2 separate regions of the Homo sapiens genome follow, and region 2 is linked to region 1. A link is an interaction called in ENCODE POLR2A ChIA-PET data of the cell type or tissue named here. Cell type or tissue: MCF 10A. All regions are shown on one strand. Each heading gives the region's core, and the rest is flanking DNA. Links, peaks and the distances in the headings are about the cores only. Region 1 overlaps KLF5 (KLF transcription factor 5). Region 2 has its middle 130 kb from the start of KLF5.

What was found. Peaks named below come from ENCODE experiments on the same cell type or tissue, not always from the same donor. Only the 100,000 strongest peaks of a DNase experiment are listed, where the experiment ranks them.
Region 2: POLR2A ChIA-PET joins it to region 1 with 10 read pairs; 5 of 35 experiments call an interaction of 5 or more read pairs at or near these places.

What each region holds. Positions count from the first base shown.
Region 1 is chr13:73,077,213-73,087,742 of GRCh38, reverse strand. It overlaps KLF5 (KLF transcription factor 5), which reads right to left. Exons shown (of 4, transcript NM_001730.5): 4 at 10,205-10,530. Among named protein-coding and RNA genes, the nearest start is that of KLF5, 23 kb to the right of the region's middle. In MCF 10A, for the core only: no CTCF peak of the experiment used is centred there; DNase peaks (open chromatin) are centred at 5,072 and 6,311.
Region 2 is chr13:73,183,824-73,194,353 of GRCh38, reverse strand. It overlaps the pseudogene RNU4-10P. Among named protein-coding and RNA genes, the nearest start is that of KLF5, 130 kb to the right of the region's middle. In MCF 10A, for the core only: no CTCF peak of the experiment used is centred there; a DNase peak (open chromatin) is centred at 4,783.

The DNA of each region.
Region 1 (10,530 bases), core at 804-8,803:
ACTTCATGTAAAATCTGGAAACCTTCGAAACATACAAGTCCATTCACCATCTCTCTGCTTTTTTGCTATGGTTGTCAAATGTATTACATCTATTAGAACCCCCACAGACAATGTTATCATTTTTTCTTTAAACACTCATAAAAAGTTTAAATAAATTAGCTCAAAAAAGTAACATTCATAAAATATCTCTAATTTTCTTAAAGGAAAATATTCTTAGTAAAATGCCTGGAAGATCTAAGTACTTTGTATCTATCTATCACAATATTTAGTTCCTTCTTATTACCCCCAAGTAACTGGCTCTGCTTTTATTATTTTTAATTTTCAGTCTTTTAGACCTTGTTTATCTGATGCCATTCCAGGATTATACGTAGTTGAAAAAAGAAAAACAAAACAAAACATAAAATCTCTTCATTTGTTTCGCTTTTGGTCAAAACATTTGCATTGTCAGTAATGTCATAACAATCACGTTTTCAAGGCAGGAAACTAAACACATCTTTCAACAAAGAAATACCTCACATTCTGATAGGTAAGCCTTACGGGGAGAGTCTTTGATGGTCTATTGGCCCTTCCCATTTTTATAACAATCTACTCATTTGGTGGACATTTTTATGACAACCAAGACAGCATTCAAGACATCTGGAGTATAGAATGCTACAATTATAAAAGTACTCAATTAAAATTCTTATTTATGTTCGTGTAAAATGTATGAAATGTTCTGGAGAAACAGGCTGGGAAGATAACTATCTTCGCAAGCTCCTATTACAGTGATGACAAGTGTAATTTGGTACTGCAGTTCTATAAAAGCTTTGCTTCTCCGCCACCTCTTACAAGCCCTGCATAAGGTGAGGCAGAAAAAGGAGCCCCATCACTCACTCTGGCTCTATCACCTGGGTTTTTACCCACAGGTGAACAAAAGCTCCACAATTCACTTGAAGTCATGTAAGTCCAGGTGAATCCGGAACCCAAGAAAAATTAATAGTCAAAGAGGAATCAGTGACATTTTCAACAAAATGTACACTCCCAAAGCCTTTTGTGTTTGGGGGGGAATTATTGCGCTTGTTTTAGTTTTTTTGTTTCTGGTTTTGTGTCATTTTTAAGAGATGGGGAAGGAAAACCCTTTTCTCTGGAGAAATAAAGAAATTCTGTCCAGATGGGGTGGCTCATGCCTGTAATCCTAGCACTTTGGGAGGCCGAGGCAGGCGGATCACCTGAGATTGGGAGTTTGAGAGCAGCCTGGCCAACACGGTGAAACTCCGTCTCTACTAAAAATACAAAAATTAGCTGGGCATGGTGGCGTGCACCTGTAATCCCAGCTACTCGGAAGCCTAAGGCAGGAGAATCACTTGAACCCTGGAGGTGAAGTTTGCAGTGAACCAAGATCACGCTATTGCACTCCAGCCTGGACGGCAAGAGTGAGACTCTGTCTCAAAAAAAAGTAAAGCTCTATATCCTTGACCACACAGTTTCTATATCCACACAGAAACTGGGCAGGCATGGTGGCTCACACCTGTAATCCCAACACTTTGGGAGGCCGAGGCAGGCTGATTATGAGGTCAAGAGATGGAGACCATCCTGGCCAACATGGTGAAGCCCCATCTCTACTAAAAATACAAAAAATTAACTGGGTGTGGTGGTGGGCACCTGTAGTCCCAGCTACTTGGGAGGCTGAGGCAGGAGAATCACTGGAACCCGGGAGTCAGAGGTTGCAGTGAGCCGAGATCATGCCACTGCACTCCATTTTGGTAACAGAGTGAGACTCTGTCTCAAAAAAAAAAAAGAAAAGAAAAAGAAAATTTGCTGTACTTACCATCTTTTTTCATTTAGTGCTTTCACGTAGATGTCTCCTCAGGTAGACACAGGGATAAGATACTAATCTAATACACAATGATATGAGGGCCAATTAATCATTCCATTTTGTTTCAGAGTTGTGACTTCTTAGATAAAATATTCTATGTAAACACACAAAATATATGATTAACTTTGCTCATTTTAGGGTCAAAGAGGAAAAAAATCACTTTATTTCTTTTTTAAGTCTTCATTCCTTTCACGCACATAAGAAACTGATGTACTTAGCAAGGTGTGTTCATTTAGGTCCAGAAGATTTCAGAGGTGGCCTTGAATCCTATTATATAGATCCTAGTGTAACCATTATTCAGCAAAGCAGTATTGTCAAAAACATTTTTCAATTTATTTATATCCAAACTTTAAAATGCTCTCATATTGATTTTAAGGCATTTCCAACTGCAACACAGAACAATAGATTTTCAATAGCTTCTGGTGAGAATTCATGAACAGTGTTTACATTTTTTCACTCAGATGACCCTAATTTGCTGAGGTACCTAAGATTATGAGCTGTTTTTACAGATCCCTTTATTTAGTCAACATGTACTTACTGAACATTTACTGTGTGCCAAGTCCAGTGTGGAAAATACAGAAACACAGAGACAAATGATTCTTTCCCGTGCTTTTATTTCTTTTTTCTTTTCTTTTTTTTTTTTTAATCTTTTTTTTTTTTTTTTTGAGACAGAGTCTCACTCTGTCACCCAGGCTGGAGGGCAGTGGTGAGATCTTGGCCCACCTCCACCTCCTGAGTTGAAGCGATTCTTCTGCCTCAGACCCCCGAGTAGCTGGGATTACAGGCGCCCGCCACCACAGCTGGCTAATTTTTGTATTTTTACTAGAGACAAGGTTTCACCATGTTGGTCAGGCTGGTCTCAAACTCCTGACCTTGTGATCTGCCCGCCTCGGCCTCCCAAAGTGCTGGGATTATAGGCGTGAGCCACCGCACCCAGCCCTCTGTTTTATCTCTATCTTTCATGTTAAATGTTTTGTTCAGATATCTGTTATTTCTTAGTTGTCTGTTAATATTTATTTTTATTTTTATTTATTTATTTATTTGTGAGATGGAGTTTCACTCTTGTTGCCCAAGCTGGAGTGCAATGGCACGATCTCGGCTCACTGCAACCTCTGCCTCCCAGGTTCAAGCGATTCTCCTGCCTCAGCCTCCGGAGTACCTGGGATTACATGCGCCCACCACCACGCCCAGCTAATTTTTGTATTTTTAGTAGAGACAAGGTTTCACCATGTTGGCCAGGCTGGTCTCGAACTCCTGACCTCAGGTGATCCACCCACCTCAGCCTCCCAAAGTTCTGGGATTACAGGTGTGAGCCACTGTGGCCTGCCATCTGTTAATATTTAATAGTGAAGGACCAAAGAGTTGATTGGAAGCGCTGGACACATGTGTGGGTCTAGTCATCTGTGGGTTTCTCTGTGAATGATCTGGCTGGGCCATTTTATTGGAGAACTTGGGATTTTCCATATATTTAGTTATTTCTCTTGGACTGGTCCATTCCAAAGACTCTTTCAGCCTCCTACCTTGATAAAGACTTGGTCTCCAGCACTCTGGGAACCAAGGGAAGAAGAGAAAAAATCTCAGCCTCCTAAACAATTTAAAGAGCCTTACCAGTTATCTTAAATTGCACTAATGCTATAGTTTCTTTTTTGAGGCCTAACAAATACACTGTATTTTACATTATCAGAATGTAATTTACATTAATTACTATGTTAATGAGTACATAAAACATTCTTTTGCATAAAAAAGCTTAGCCTCCAATATGCATACATTCATTTAATCCTCCTAATTTTCTGTTTGGCATTCCTGCCCTCAACTGGGGCTTGTTTTTTTTTTTTTTTTTTTGGAGGCGGAGTCTCACTCTGTTGCCTAGGCTGGAGTGCAGTGGCGCAATCTCGGCTCGCTGCAACCTCCACACCTCCCAGGTTCAAGCGATTTCTCCTGCCTCAGCCTCCTGAATAGCTGGGACCGCAGGCGCCTGCCACCACGCCTGGCTAATTTTTGTATTTTTAGTAGAGACGGGGTTTCATCATGTTGGCCAGGCTGGTCTTGAACACCTGGCCTCATGTGATCCTCCTGACTTGGCCTCCCAAAGTGCTGGAATTACAGGCATGAGCCACCGTACTAGAAACTGGGGCTTGTTTACTCTGTTTAGAAATACTGTATCTTTCCCCTCTCCAGAAAATAAGCCTATAAATCCTCACTTTTCCACTGGGTGGGGACTGATTATTCCCTATCCAAAGTGTGTTTTTGTTGGGGTTCGAAGAGAAGTGGGGAACTAAGGAATGAACAACTTAGACAAACTGTTAACAGTCTTTTGGTTTTTTTTTTGTTTAAATTTATTTATTGCAGAACACCTCAGAGACTTTATTATTCCAGCATGTGTTGTGAATCTTCTAGATTTGGCAGGTCCTTGTTTAACCATAGGGCCCTTTTCCTACAGGTGTGTCCGAGGAATTCATCTGAGAGAAATACTGCATTAGATGCTTAAAATAGGTGAAGATCTCTTGAAACTTTAGATAGGAAGAGGTGCCACCACTTGACTCCATGGCATGTCTTTGGAGGTTCCTGGGACAGTACTCAGGAGTTTGGACACTGTCATCTTTATTCATCCAATTTTGTCCTGGGCAAGATCTTGCTGGTTGAAACGAAGTGATTTGGGGGTTGTTTCCTTCATCAAAGAAGCTGTTGAATAGTTCTGAAGGCTAGATCTTTACCTAGAAGTCTATGCGAGTTTCTATTCAATATCTATCTACTCCTACTGTTTCTTTGTAAACAAACTATAGCGATTAGACAAAAATTGGGCAGTACGCCAAGTTCCAATTGGCAAGATTATGTGAGTGGATATATACATATACATATATACATATATATATATGTATATATAGTCATTCAAATGTCTTTGGGTACCAAATAGCATTAAGCTTTAACCTTCATATTTAAGAATATTACCATTTATATGACACCAAATGCCTTCATGGGGTGACATGCACTGAGAGGGTCAGATGGAATAAAGATTGCTGATTTACAAACAAAAATGAAACTTCTGAGTTTTCATGTAACAAACTCTTCCAATCGTATATAGCTTTTATGGGATTTATTGTGCTTTTCTTCTTTTTATTTTTTTGAGACGAGGTCTCATTCTGTTGCTCAGGCTGGAGTGCAGTGGTGTGAATACAGCTCCCTGCAATCTCAGCCTCCTGGGCTCAAACGATCCTCCCACTCAGTCTCCAGGTAGCTGAGTCAACAAGCACGAGGCACGCACCAACCTAATTTTTTTAGTTTTTATAGAGACAGGGTCTCCTGGGCCCAAGCAGTCCTCCTGCCTTGACTTCCCAAAGTGCTGGGATTACAGGCATGAGCCACCATATTTTTTGTCTTAATAGTCACTGTTAAAACAGTTACAAATTTCCAGGTTTTGTCACCTATAACTTCAGTATGAGTAATTTTTAAAAAAGTCTCCCATTGATTAGTTTCACACTGTAGTCAAGAATCTAACCAAAGATGGAATTTGGTTAACTTCAAAGTAGGGACCAGATTTAGTAATAGAGAATAAAGCCCTTCTTTGTTACATTACAGCCCACGAGTTAATCCAAAAAGTTCTGGTGGGCTTAATTACAGATAGGAAAAGGAATTTAGCTAGATTTTTAAAAATATTTTTATGTAGGCAGGCCAGGTCATGTTTATCTAAGGATTCTCTAATTGGATGCCATGAAGTGACATGCTTAATGTGAGCTGCAATATAAGAATGAAATGACAACATGAAGTAGAACAAGATAACTTAGTAGTGGGGAGAATAAAAATTAACTGAAGATAGTTAACCCCAAAACATTACTTATTTGAAATCAAGTCACATAATTGCACTTGGAACCTGGTATATTGCTCAATTTTTGTCTAATTGCTGTAGCTCGTTTACAGATAAACAGTCAGAATATGTTTGAACCCAGATAGTCATTAAATGAGCATAACAATGATAAGCAATTAAATTATTTGCAACTTTGAAAAGTTGGTTAGGCATAGTTGCCTTTTGAAAATCATTTTCCCTTGAAAACTCACTAATACTGTTTAAAAATACACAAGGTATTACATGTTTGCTTGCATTATAATCACAGTTTCATGTTCACATACCTTATCAAAAATCCAACACCAACACTGTATCAACAGTGCAACATGAAGAGGAAATTTGGCAAACATTAGATGTATTCAATTGCTGCAGTGGCTTAAGTCAATTCACACAGAAATAGGAGGTAATTTTTTGACATCTCCTTATCAATCAATTAGAGCTGAATCACAAAAAGAATCTAAGAAGTTTCAGGGCAGGGGTGGACACAGTAGCTCACGCCTGTAATCACAAGTTGGGAAGTCAAGGTGGAGGGATCCCTTGATCCCAGGAGTTCAAGACCAGCCTGGGCAACACAGGGAGGCTCCCGTCTTCAGACACACACAAAATTAGCCAGGCATGATGACTCACACCTGTAGTCCCAGGTACTTGGGAGACTTAGATGGCCGGATTGCTTGAACCTGGGAGGTCAAGGCTGGAGTGAGCCACGGTCATGCCATGCACTCCAGCCTGGGTGACAGAGCAAGACCCTGTCTCAAAAAGAAAAAGAAATAAAAGAGAAGAAAAGAAAGAAAAGACAAAGGGAGGAAAGAGGGAAGGAAGGAAGGAAGAAAGCGAGGAAGGGAGGGAGGGAGGGAGGGAAAAAGCTGTGGCAAAGGAATGAAGTGTGTAATATTCTTGAGCTAGATATTACTCCAATGATTAGGAAGAGTGAGGAGTCAAATAATGAGGCTAAATAAACATGTTGCCAAAATACATAACTGCAGTTTTTTACTTCAGATCTGAGAACATTGGGGATCCCTCCCCCATACCATTTATTGTGGGAATATGTAATAGTGATACTGATTTTTCTTCACTTTTTTGGAGTGCAGTGGTGCGATCTCGGCTCACTGCAACCTCCACCTCCCAGGTTCAAGTGATTCTCCTGCCTCAGCCTCCCAAGTAGCTGGGATTACAGGTGCATGCCACCATGCCCAGCTAATTTTTGTATTTTTAGTAGAGATAGGGTTTTGTCATGTTGGCCAGGCTGGTCTCGAACTCCGACCTCAGGTAATCCACTTGCCTCAGCCTCCCAAAGTGCTGGGAATACAGGCATGAGCCACCATGCCTGGCTTTTCTTCACTTTTTTTAAACTAACGCTTTTCTTTTAGTAGTTGTAGATTTACTGAAGTATTGCAGATAATAGAATTCCTCTAACCCCATTCCCAGTTTCCCAGGGGGAAACAGCTTACATTAGTATGATATTAACAGCTTACATTAGTATGATACATTTGTCACAATCAATGAATTAATATGGACACATTACAGCCGAAAAGGGCATGGTGGCTCACACCTATAATCCCAGGATTTTAGGAGGGGAAGGTGGGTAGATCACTTGAGGTCAGGAGTTTGAGACCAGCCTGGCCAACATGGTATAAAACCCTGTCTCTACAAAAAATACAAAACTTGCCGGGCGCAGTAGCTCACTCCTGTAATCCCAGTACTTTGGGAGGCTGAGGCGGGCAGATCATGAGGTCATGAGATCGAGACCATCCTGGCTAACACGGTGAAACCCCGTCTCTACTAAAAATACAAAAATTAGCTAGCTGTGGTGGCGGGCACCTGTAGTTCCAGCTACTCGGGAGGCTGAGGCAGGAGAATGGCGTGAACCCAGGAGGCGGAGCTTGCAGTGAGCCAAGATCGCGCCACTGCACTCCAGCCTGGGCGACAGAGCGAGACTCCATCTCAAAAAAAAAATAAATAAATACAAAAATTAGCCGGGTGGCACACACTTGTAATCCCAGCTACTTCGACGGGCAGGCAGGGAGGTGCTGAGGTGAAAGTATCACTTGAACCCAGGAGGCAGAGGTTGCAGTGAGCCAAGATCACGCCACTGCATTCCAGCCTGGGCTACAGAGCGAGACTCCATCTCAAAAAAAAAAAAAAAAAAGATACATTAGTGAAATTCTATACTTTATTCAAATTTCCTCCATTCTCCCCCAGTGCCCTCCTTCTGTGCTAGAATCCCATCCACATGCCACATGACATTGTATCGTCATGTCTCTTGACTTTGACAATCTGTCAGACTTTGTGTTTGATGGCCTGATAGTTTGAGGAATACTTATCAGGTATTTTGTAGAATATCCCTCAATTGCAGTTTGTCTGATGTGTTTCTCATGATCACGCTGGGGTACATGTTTTCAGAAGGAGAAGCAAAGTTCCATTTTCATCACATCATATCAAGGGTACACACTATCAGCGTGACTTATCACTGCTGAGGTGGACCTTGATCAACTGGTTGAGGTGGTGAGGGCAGACTTACCCACTGTAAAGCTACTCTTCCTCCTCTCCTCCTTTCCACAAGGTAATCTTTGGAAGGAAGTCACTATATGTAGCCCACACTGAAGAGTAGACAGTTTTCTTCCACTCTTTGAGGGTGAGGTATCTAAAAAACTTACTTGGAGTCATTCGGCACAGATCTCTCTCTTCTGTTTATGCAACCATTTATATCAGTACAGACAAAGGGATAGTTTATACTGTATTATAATGCAATCCTGCTTTACTTTGTTGCTGACATACCCCGATTATTGTAGGGTTCTTTTTTTTTTTTTGACAGGAAGTCTCACTCTTGTCCCCCAGGCTGGAGTGCAATGGCACAATCTTGGCTCACTGCAACCTCTGCCTCCTGGGTTCAAGCGATTCTCCTGCCTCAGCCTCCCGAGTAGCTGGGATTACAGACACCTGCCACCACGCCCGGCTACTTTTTGTATTTTTAGTAGAGACGGGGTTTCACCATGTTGGCCAGGCTAGTCTTGAACTCCTGACCTCAGGTGATCTGCCCGCCTCAGCCTCCCAAAGTGCTGGGATTACAGGCATGAGCCACCGCGCCCGGCCGGGTTTTTTCATCGCTTCCTATATTCCTTCTGATATACCACTTTCTCACACTACAGGATGCTCCGGACTTGCATGTTTCCCACTCCAATCTTAGAATCAGCTGTTTCTCTAAGGAGCTCATTTTTTAAAAATTGGACAATGGTATTAGAAACCAAGATCTAGGAAACCGTCATTCTCAGCAAACTAACACAAGAACAGAAAACCAAACACCGCATGTTCTCACTCGTAAGTGGGAATTGAACAATGAGAACACATGGAGATAGGGAGGGGAACATCACACACTGGGGCCTGTCATGGGGTTGGGGGCTAGAGGACGGGTAGCATTAGAAGAAATACCTAATGTAGATGACGGGTTGATGGGTGCAGCAAACCACCACAGCACGTGTATACCTATGTAACAAACCTGCACATTCTGCACATGTACCCCAGAACTTAAAGCATAATTAAAAATAATAATAATAAACAAATAAAAACAAAACCTAGGCCTGGCGCAGTGGCTCACGCCTGTAATCCCAGTGCTTTGGGAGACCAAGGCTGGTGGATCACTTGAAGCCAGGAGTTTGAGACCAGCCTGGCCAACATGGTGAAATCCCATCACTACAAAAAACACAAAAATTAGCCGGGCATGGTGGCACGTGCCTGTAATCCCAGCTACTCAGAAGGCTGAAGCAGGACAATCCCTTGAACCCAAGGCAGAGGTTGCTGTGAGCCACGATTACGCCACTGCACTCCAGCCTGTGTGATAGTGTCAAAAAAAAAAAAAACACAAGATGTAGGTTCTAGGTGTACTTGTTGCTGCGGAATAAAACCAAATCCTAATGATTTTTTTAAGTGTTACACCAATTCTTCTTGTTTGCCTCTGATGACACAGCCTCCAGACTAGCACATGCAAGTTAACTCTCTATGGTGTTTTCAACTAAGGATGCTTAAGGTCTCGTGCATTACGTGGCCAGATAAGTATTCGTGAATTATGACTCCCTTTATGCTAATTTAAAAAATAAATCCCCCAGCTGGGCGCAGTGGCTCACGCCTGTAATCCTAGCACTTTGGGAGGCTGAGGTGGGTGGATCACGAGGTCAGTTCACAAGACCAGCCTGGCCAATATGGTGAAAGCCCACCTCTACTAAAAATACAAAAATTAGCCAGGCGTGGTGACGTGCGCCCGTAATCTCAACCACTCGGGATGCTGAGACAGGATAATCACTTGAACCTGGGAGGCAGAGGTTGCAGTGAGCCGATATTGCGCCACTGCACTCCAGCCTGGGTGACAGAGCGAGACTCCGTCTCAAAAAATAAATCCCCGTCTTATGTAGGTACGGGTTCAATGTGGCTCCTCTACAAATGTGTGGAATTGATTTCTCACTAACCGCCCTGATCAGACTCTTTATTGCAGGTAAAGAAGAAAAGCACCACATACATCTTTTAGGCACTTTTTATTTTCCAAAAAAAAAATTGTCGTTAATATATAAACATCTCATTCTCTCAAAAAATTCTACAACTATACAGCTGTTTGCTCCATTATTTGCATAGGAAATGACCACAATACAAAAATAAGAGGGAAAAAGAAGCAAAACAGCAACCGATTTCTGCTTTTCATGTAGGTGTGTTTCCACGTATAAACATTTTGAAGCCTCTTACAAAATTATTTACATCGTTTGTCATCTATTTACATCTTTTAAGAGCAACTTTTCTAACAAACAAAACTATAATTTATCAAGTTATGAAAATTGTCTTCTAAAAAAAC
Region 2 (10,530 bases), core at 1,430-9,429, 110 kb before region 1:
GATCTCGGCCTTGGGGGATGAGTTTAAAGGGTCAGATGGGTAGAGAGGATAAGCAAGCCCAGGCAGTGACATGAGCACAGATGCAGAGACAGGAAGGGGTAGATTGTATTTGAAGTTCTAGTTTGGCCAAACTGAGATAAACTCACCATTAGGGAGAGTGGGATAAGGTTGGAGTAGTTAGGAGCAACTTTGCAGGCAGTCTTAGAAGTATTATGCAGGCAATAGAAAACCATTCAAATGTTGTGAGATGGAAGATGACCCAGCAAAACCAACTTTTGGGCACATTCCTACTGCAACTCTGTACAGAGGAATATTATAGAAGTGTAGGATAGAAGGGTATTTGACTTTCCAGATGTGAGGTGATGGGAATTTAAATCATTAAAAATACTTAACTAGGAGGCCATTGGGCTAAGATGGCTCCAGTGCCTTGGGTTCCGACATAAGCAAACCAAATCCCAATTTGATGTAAACAATAAAGCAAAATCTAAGCTTAACCAATTAGAAACCACCAAATAACCTTTAGCTAGAAATCTGACCAATCAGAAACCACCAACTGACCTCTAACTAGGGACTTTTCACATTGGCTAATCAAATGTTTTCTCTGTCTTGCTTCCAAGAATACTTGATGTTTCCTCTCTCACACACTTCCCACACCTCATGGAGTGCTGAACCACTTGAGGTCTGATGATGCTCAATTCATGAATTGCTGAATGCTTAAATTCATTAAAATTTTAATATGACTAAATGTATCTTTTAACACAATTATGGTTGGTGGTAGTAGAAAAAAATAGAAAAGAAAAAAATGGAAAAAAAGAAAAAACAAGAAAAGAAGCCAGGCATGGTGGCTCCTGCCTATAATAATTCCAATTCTTCAGAAGGACAAGACGGGAGGATTTCTTGAAGCCAGGAGTTTGAGACCAGCCTGGGCAACACAGTGAGATCCCGTCTCTACAAAAAATTTAAAAAAAATTAAAAATTAGCAAGGCATGGTGGCATGTGCCTATAGTCCTAGCTACTCAGGAGTCTGAGGCAAGAGGATCACTTGAGCCCAGGAGTTCAAGGCTGCAGTGAACTGTGATGGCACCACTGTACCCTAGCCTGGGCAACAGAGCAAGACCCTGTCTCTAAAAAAATAAAAGATACTAAAAAATAAAAAAACAAGGAAAGAATCAATTGGATCTGTGTATTGACTAATTTGAGACAGCTCTTAGATGTATTCATAAACGTAACTATAAACTCCAATCAATATGTCCAAAACTAAGCTCAGAATCTCCGTTCATCCAAACCTATTCTTCCTCTCGTTTCTCTATCTCAGTAAGTGGTACCTTTATTCTTCCAGTTGCCCAAACCAGAAACTAAAATGGAAGATGTTGCCTCGTCACTCTTCCCTTCCCACAGCCCCATCTCTAATATATCACCAGGTTATAATATTTCTCTATTATTTCTCAAGTCCACCCACTTCTTTCCAACTTTTTGCTATTTCCCTCATCAAGGCCACTGTCAGTTCTTGTGTGAATTATCACAGGACTCCTAAGACATCTCCCTGCCATTCACTATTATTAAAAAGACAACAACAACAAAAAAAAACAGATGATGGTGAGGATACTGAGAAAAGGGAACTCTTACACACTGTTGATCAGAATGTAAGTTAATACAATCACTGTGGAAAACAGTATGGGAATTTCTCAAAAAACTAAAAATATAACGACCATAAAATCCAACGTTTCCACTACTGGGTATCTACTCAAAGGAAAGGAAATCAGTTTATCAAAGGGATACCTAAACACACATGTTACATGTTTATCACAGCACTATTCATGATAGAAAAGATATGGAATCAACCTACATGTCCATCAATGGATGAGTGGATAAAGAAAATATGGTACATATACGCTATGGAATACTATTTGACCACAAAAAAGAATGACAACATGTCATCTACAGCAACATGGATGGAACTAGAGGCCATCATGTTAAGTAACATAAGCCAGGGTGGAAGGACAAACACTACATGCTCTCACTTATATATAAGAGCTAAAAACTTGATCCCATGAACATAGAGAATAAAATGATAGACACCGGAGAGTGAGAAGGAGGCAGGAATGAAGAAAGGTTGGTTATGGGTACACACATAGGGTTAGATAGAAAACTAAGTTCTAATGTTTGATAGCAACCTAGGGTAACTATACTTAGCAACAATATTATGTATATGTCAAAGAAACCAGAAGAGAGGACTCAAAATGATACCAACACAAAAATGATAAACACTCAGGTGATAGATGCCCCAAATACCCTGAAAACTCTCAGGTGATGACAGATACTCCAAATACCCTTACTTAATCATTACATAGTCTATGCATGTAACAAACACTCATATGTATCCCATAGATATGTACATTATTATATATCAATAAAGGGGAAAAAAATCTCCCTGCCTTATCCCACTGTTCCCCTACCCATTTTCAAAACCATAGCCAGAATTATATTTCTCAATAATGTCAATCTGATATCAGCAACATTGCAACTTAAGCTACTCACATGTGCAAATAAAATGTAGCTTCTTTATTTTCTTTAATCTTCATGGGTCCTCATCCAACAGAATAGTGGAAGAGAGTATAAAGCAGTTAAACCTGCCAATAGAGGGCACTTTCATTTCCTCTGTTTTTTTTAATACTGAAATATTCAGTCTCCATAGAGACTGTCAAAAATTGCCAATGCCAACTATATTGCAAGTTGTCACGGCCAGGTATTGGGAAAAGTTTTCAATTAGCAATAATTACTCCTGGATAAACCTCATTGGCTACAATACTGTCACTGCATGAAGCTCATTTCTTCTATTTTTAAGTCTTTTTAAAGTTGTTCTAACTTCCCTGGAATTTTGTTGTAACTCACAGCCTTCCTCTCTCTCATCCTTTCATCAACAATATCAATCCTATACCCTCTGGGAATCTTTATCCCACACATTGAAAAGATGAGGTTCCCCTAGGTGATGATTTCTCAGTAGTACTTCCCTATTCAATCATCAATCCACTAAATATACTTCATTTTGTGTGTAAAACTTGGCTTATTTGGAAATACCCAAGTCAAGACTGTTCCCTGTCATACAAGTTATGTAACTGATGCCTGGGTACTTTGTGACCTGGTGAAACCAGTAAATTAGCCCTTTAAAGATTCCAAAATCTTACCAGGGACAGCAATGAGATGGCCTCCAAGAATTCTGAACAAGAACGTTAAGATTATTCTGTGAATACTAGATTTTTTTTTTTTTTGAGACGGAGTCTCGCTGTGTCGTGAATACTAGATATTTTTTGGTGTTGCAGATTTTTGCTTTTTTCTGAAAAAAGTAATAAGCTTATTGTAAGATGAATCCTATATTTGAAAATCAACATGAATGGAGGCATAATAGCTATTAGTTTTGCCCATCTGCCACTCTTTCTCCGCTTTTCCTTCTGTGAACAGGCACCACCAACTTCACAACAGGGTTTTATGGGACTCATCTTGGAGTCTCATCTCTTCCTGGACACAGCAATTGGTTCAGGGGTGGACGCATGAACCAAAAAGAACTACTGGGAATCTTCCCAAAATGTCTCTGCCGGGCTGCCAAAAGAAGAAGAATCTCTTATTTCTCGAGTCACTAAATCAAGGGCTGCCTGCCAGACATGTCATCCTCTCCCTCACCTCCTCCACGAGGGAGAGAGTCAGGCTGCCATGGAAGAGAATGGAGCTGGCTTCAGAAGGAGGCAGAGACGAGACAGACAAATAGAGAGGCCAGACATCATTCAGGTTCTCAGTTCCAGTTGTCACTAAAGCCAGTGAGACATTTTAATCTGGTTCCATTTGTCAGTGCATTTCCTTTTGTTGTTTAAGCTAAGGTGGGCTTCTATCACCACAACCAAGAGTCTTAACAATTCAGGATGAAAGTGAGGATACACAAAATCAGAACCTTGGTAATACTAGTGTTTGTTTCTTTGGATAAACAAGCAAATGCTGCAAAAGAACTCTAGAACTTCTTCCCATTCACCACAAAATGTAAAGAGATACTTTCACTTTCTTATGAAGTTTCTCATTCACTTGTCATTATCTGATACCCACACAATATCAAAGACTTGCAGTGTCTTTCTTACATTGTTCCTATTATTACATATTCAAAAAAAATCTTGTTTTAACTTTTCTTAGTACATTATCGTATCAGTACCTTTGCATTTAAAAAAACAAACTTTAAGAAATGATTAACAATTTCTAATGCAAGATACCGGTTTCTCTCATTCCCAGGAGAAGGAGAAGATGAATGCCTCATAATAGGATTTAGAGAGAAAGAAAAAACAGCTTTCCTTAGGCTGTTTCGACACATTGACATGAGAGATCGCGCTGCCTGATCTCAGCAGGGAAGAGCTTGAGGAAGGCAGGAGATGGGCTAGGAAACAATGGAGACAAACGAGGTGCATTTGCGAAGACCCCCACCATGGGTTCTCCTTGCACAGTTTCTTCAGTTGATTTGGAATGCTATAAATTTCTGGAACACCAGACACACCCAGGTTCCAGTGCAAGTACAAAAACATATCCCACGCCAAATCCAAATTATTTTTGTATCATCTACCATTTGAGATTATGCCCTGTTCTTCCCCTTTCCCTCAGAGCAGATAAGCAAGAATCAACTGTGTAGTTATTAACTAAGAAAAAGAAAATGGGATGAATGGGTTGATGGGAGATGCTGCAGGGTCACAATGGACGACTGAGCAGAAGACTGTTTGGTATCACATCCCCAGCTCGATCAGTGGCTTATGCAAGAGACTGAGTAACTGCTTACCTAATTTTACTGCTAGGTGAGAACAACATGTCCTTCCTCCTTCCTAGCATGCTATGAAAACTAAAGAGATAACATCTTAAAATACTTAAATACTTGGAAAAAAATGATAGCATAGAAACATGATATTACCACCACACTCCAAGGTAGCATATATTTTCTTCATACACAGTACAAAAATTTTCCATAACAGACCCCCCAAAATTTGAAAAGCCAAGGAATTCCTACTTGCTTTGTGAGTAAATCTCTTATCAAGAGCTTAGAGAATGTAAAATTCATTGTGCACATGTACCCTAAAACTTAAAGTATAATAAAAAAAAAAATTACGGAATTTTTGTTAGTACTCTGTGTGTCATAATTGGGATTATATTTTTAAATAAGTTATCTTTTAGAGATATATTCAAAATACTTATAAGTGATATAATGTCTGGTGTTTTCTTCAAACTAATCCAGGAGAAAGGAAGAAAAACAGCATGGTAGTATAGATAAAATAATTGGACAGAGTTTATAATTATGGAAGCTGGGTGATGCATATCTGGGGATGAATTATATAATTTCTCATATTTTGTATATATTTAAATTTTTCATAATAAAAACATTTGAAATGCTAAAAAAGTTAAAGTAAAAAATAAAACAAAAAAAAGAGAATGTAAAATTTAACCCTCTGCTATGTGCACTTATTTGATTTCAATAAATGTTACACATATTCAAGTGAGAAGAATATTTGATCAAACACTTTAACCAAGGATTAAAATGAAGTCTTTATAAATTATATATGAACGTTCCCTTAGTTTTGGAGGAAATAAAAAAGTATAATTTCAGGGTTTTTTTATTCTAACTCTATTTTGGAATTTCAAAGTCACTGATACCTTTAAAAGATATATATTTTTTAAAACTTATCTAAAAGGCAAATATGACATGGTCCTTACTACATAAGATGAAGGACTTTAGTGGCTTCTAGACTTGTACATAAGAAATTGAAATTTTAACTTCTAAATTTCAAGTTCAGATCTATTAATCACAATTGCAAAGTTCCAGGAAGAATTTTATGCAAAGTGCTGTAGATACCTAAATATGGATTAGGTCGGAATTAAATCTATTTCAAGTTAAGTGCCAACTCTAATCACTTGTTAGTCATTTCTAGAACCCTGTATTTAAAAAATTCTGAGGTCACATCTAGTTTTAGCAATACAGAATACTGTGATCAATTGACAATGTCTGCCACAGGCTCAGAAATGGGACATGGTGAGCACGGTGACATCAATGCATTGTATGTGCCGTCTCTGGGGTATAAAGCAATTGTCCCTTAATATAGTAACACTTTCATTGTTAGTGATTACTGTCTAACTCAGAAGTTATTTGAATTAGTCACTGTTCTCCAAAAAAAAAAAAAAAAAAAAAAACAATATATAGGATGGAAGGAGAGAGAGAGAGAGAGAGAGAGAGAGAGAGAGAGAGATTTATTTTAAGGAATTAGCTCACACAATTCTGAGGGCTGGCAAGTCTGAAAATTTAGAGGGGAGCCCAGCAGGCTGGAGACCCAGAGAAAAGCTGATGTTGTAGTTTAAGTCCAAAGGCTGTCCAGAGGCAGAATCCCTTCTCCCCCAGGGGAACCTCAGTCTTTTCTCTTAAGGTCTTCAACTGATTGGATGAGGCCCCCCAACCTCACGGAGAGAAATCTGCCTTACTCAAAGTCCACTCATTTAAATGTTAATCACATCTTTAAAAAAATCTTCACAGCAACATCCAGACTCCTGTTTGACACAAATCTGGGTACCATGGCCTACCCATGTTGATATAAAAACTTAAACATCACAGCATTAAGAGTTATTTCTTGGCCGGGCACAGTGGCTCATGCCTGTAATCCTAGCACTTTGGGAGGCCGAGGTGGGCAGATCACCTGAGGTCAGGAGTTCAAGACCAGCCTGGCCAACATGGCAAAACCCCATCTCTACTAAAAATACAAAAATTAGCCTGGCATGGCGGTGGGCACCTGTAATCTCAGCTACTCGGGAGGCTGAGGTAGGAGAACGACTTGAACCCAGGAGGTGGAGGTTACAGTGAGCCGAGATCGCGCCATTGCACTCCAGCCTGGGCTACAAGAGCAAAAACTCTGTCTCAAAAGAAAAAAAAAAGAGTTATTTCTTTGTTGACAATGTACTAAGTGCAGATCTCATGTTCTTGACATTGCCCAAACAGAATCATCTCACTATTTCTCACGATGATCCTCTGATGAGTGTATTATTATCCACTCTTCATAGATAAGCAAAGCAAGCCAAGATGTTAAGCAACTTTTCCAAGGCCAAGAACTAATCAGTTGAGAGAAGTCTTGCTAAAATAATGCTGTTTCAATGTTTCTCCAACCTCACTGTTTTAAATAGCATTTCTCTACATATCTACATAGCCTACATATATATATATACACACACATATATATACACATATATACACACACATGTATACACACATATACACATGTATACACACACATACACATGTATACACACACATACACGTGTATACACACACATACACGTGTATACACACACATACACGTATATACACACACATACACATGTATATACATGTATACACATGTATATACACACGTATACACATGTATATACACACATGTATACACATGTGTATACACACATGTATATACACATATATACATATATACACATATATACACGTGTGTATATACACGTGTGTATATACACGTGTGTATATACACACATATATATATATACACACACATATATATACACATATATATATATTTTTTGGAGACAGGGTCTCACTTTGTCATGCAGGCTGGAGAGCAGTGGTGTGATCACAGCTCACTGAAGCCTCGACCTCCTGGGTTCAGGCTATCCTCCCATCTCAGCCCCACAAGCAGCTGAGACCACAGGCATGTACCACAACACCCGGCTAATATTTTTTTTTATTATTATTTTTGGTAGAGAAGGAATCCCCCTATGTTGTCCAGGCTGGTCTTGAACTCCTGGGCTCAAATGATCCTCCCATCTAAGCTTCCCAAAGTGCTAGGTTTACAGGTGTGAGCCACCGTGCCCGACCCTCTACATAACCTCTCCAAAACCTCCCTAATTGCTTTACTCTCCCTCTGCATATGAATATACATAGGTCTATTCCATTTCATACTGTACTTAAACAACATGGGTGTTTCCCTACTAAAACCTTTCTGATTGCACCCAATTTCTTAAACGCTGCCTCTGCTTCCCCATCTCTCACTCCCCTTCTGCCACAGGATTCAAAACTCAGGAGTGATGGCTGAAGGCGAAAGCTCAGATTCTCTCCTCAGTTGCACTTCTGCGCTCTCTCTTGGTACCACTTGGCACTACGGACGCCCTTTACCCCTTGAGACACTCTCTCTCCCCTCCATGGCTGCCAGGAAAGTCCCACACACTCCTTCTCTGTTTGTGACCATTTTCTGTTTCCTTCAATGGAGCCATTCTTAATCTTGGCTTTCTACACACCTGGAATGTCTCTGCATCCTCTTCTCCAGGGTTCAGCAAGCTTTCTGTAAAGGACCAAATGGTAAGCACTTTAGCCTTTGCAGGTCATAGGGTCTCTGCTACAAGTGCTCTCCTCTATTTTATCTCAAATGTATCTGACCCCAGACAATACTAAAAGGATGGGTGCGACTGTGTTTCAATAAAACTTTATTTATTGGCACTAAACTTGAATTTCATGTAATTTTTATGTGTCACAAAATATTATTCTCTTAAAACAATTTCTCCATGATTTAAAGGCCATTCTTAGCTCACAGGCCATATTAAAACAGATAATGTACTGGGCAGTAGATTGCCAACACCTACATTATAAACCCTAAATCATCTTTAAAATCTAGGTCAAATTCAACCTCCTCCCTAGAGCCTTCTGTAAGTACTCTAGGGTAAAGTGACATCTTCTGCCTCTAAGTAAACACATCTGATAACTCTCATTATTATCTGTTTCATATTCTCTATTGTCCCCTGACCTCTAAAACAAGGTTAGGTCGGGGCGCACAGTGGCTCACGCCCATAATGCCAGCACTTTGGGAGGCCAAGGCAGGCAGATTGCTTGAGATCAGGAGTTCGAGACCAGCCTGGCCAATATGGTGAAACCCTGTCTCTGCTAAAAATACAAAAAAAAAAATTAGCTAGGCATGGTGGTGGTCGCCTGTAATCCCAGCTACTCAGGAGGCTGAGGCAGGAGAATTGCTTGAACCTAGAAGGCAAAGGTTGCAGTGAGCTAGGATGGCGCCACTACACTCCAGCCCGGGTGACAGAACGAGACTCCTCTCAAAATAAAAATAAAATAAAATTAAAATTTAAAATAAAACAAGGTTAAATATTTTACTGATTTTACACTTTTCACGCATACAAATCCTCTCTCTCTCAGATTGCAAAAAACCTTAAGAACCGAAACAATGTCTTCCATTTATATATCCTTCATGGTGCCTTGCAGATTGTAAGTCTTCAATAAATTCTGGTTTGTAATACAATGTTAATATTAAAAATACATATAAATATATATGTAAATACATATAAATACGTGTGTGTATATATATATACGTGTGTGTGTGTGTGTATATATATATATATATATATATATATATATATATATACACATTTTTTTTTTTGAGACAGAGTCTCACTCTTGCCCAGGCTGGAGTGCGGTGGCACAATCTCGGCTCACTGCAACCTCTATCTCCTGGGTTTAAGCGATTCTCATGCCTCAGCCTCGTGAGTAGCTCACATTACAGGTGTGTGCCTCTATACCGGCTAATTTTTGTATTTTTGGTAGAGACGGTGTTTCGCCATGTTGGCCAGGCTGGTCTCCAACTCCTGGCCTCAAGTGATCCTCCCGCCTCAGCCTCCCGAAGTGCTGGGATTACAGGCATTGAGCCACTACACCAAAATACATATATTTTAAAAGACTATGTTGTCCAAATAAACTTCTCTCTTGCACAATACATTGAGTGAATGGAGGTCTAAATGCCCGCTTTATATCAGGTACTGATAAAAGCTTTTATATACATTAATACATTATTTCAATTAACTGTCATGACAGTCCAGTGATGTAGGCAGCATTATCTCCCTTTTACCAAAGAGGAAGCTGAGGCTCCAAGGCAATTGAATTGCCCATGTCATCGAGATCTTCTAACTTTGAACTCCACACCTCTACATTTGCTTCAGTTCAGAAGGAAGAATTAAAAAGACTTTTTTCTAATAATCGTAATTATTATCATCCCTTTAGGAAGCATATGGCCATGGATGAAGAGGATGAAAGCAAGTGTAAAGTTCAAAAATGCTCAAGGAACTTATTTTACCCAGGCTCCTCTACTCGAAATCACTTCCATCCTTGACCTCCCAATCCCATCTATCACCAATTGCTGATTCCAGCTCAGTGCTACCCACTTCACTCTGCTCTGCTAAATACTAATTTGTCTTCCCATCTCAAGTCATGCCTCCTTCCCATTCATTCTTCACTCTGTTATCAGAATGACCCTTCTAAAACACAAATTTGTTCATATTACTTTGCTGCTTAAGCCCTGCAAAGATGTCCTTTTGCCCGTAGAAGGAGTCTACACCACTTGAAACGGTACATAAAGCTCTCCACATCTGCCGGGTGCAGTGGCTCACGCCTGTAATCCCAGCACTTTGGGAGGCTGAGGCAGCAGGATCACCTGAAGTCAGGAGTTCAAGACCAGCCTGGAC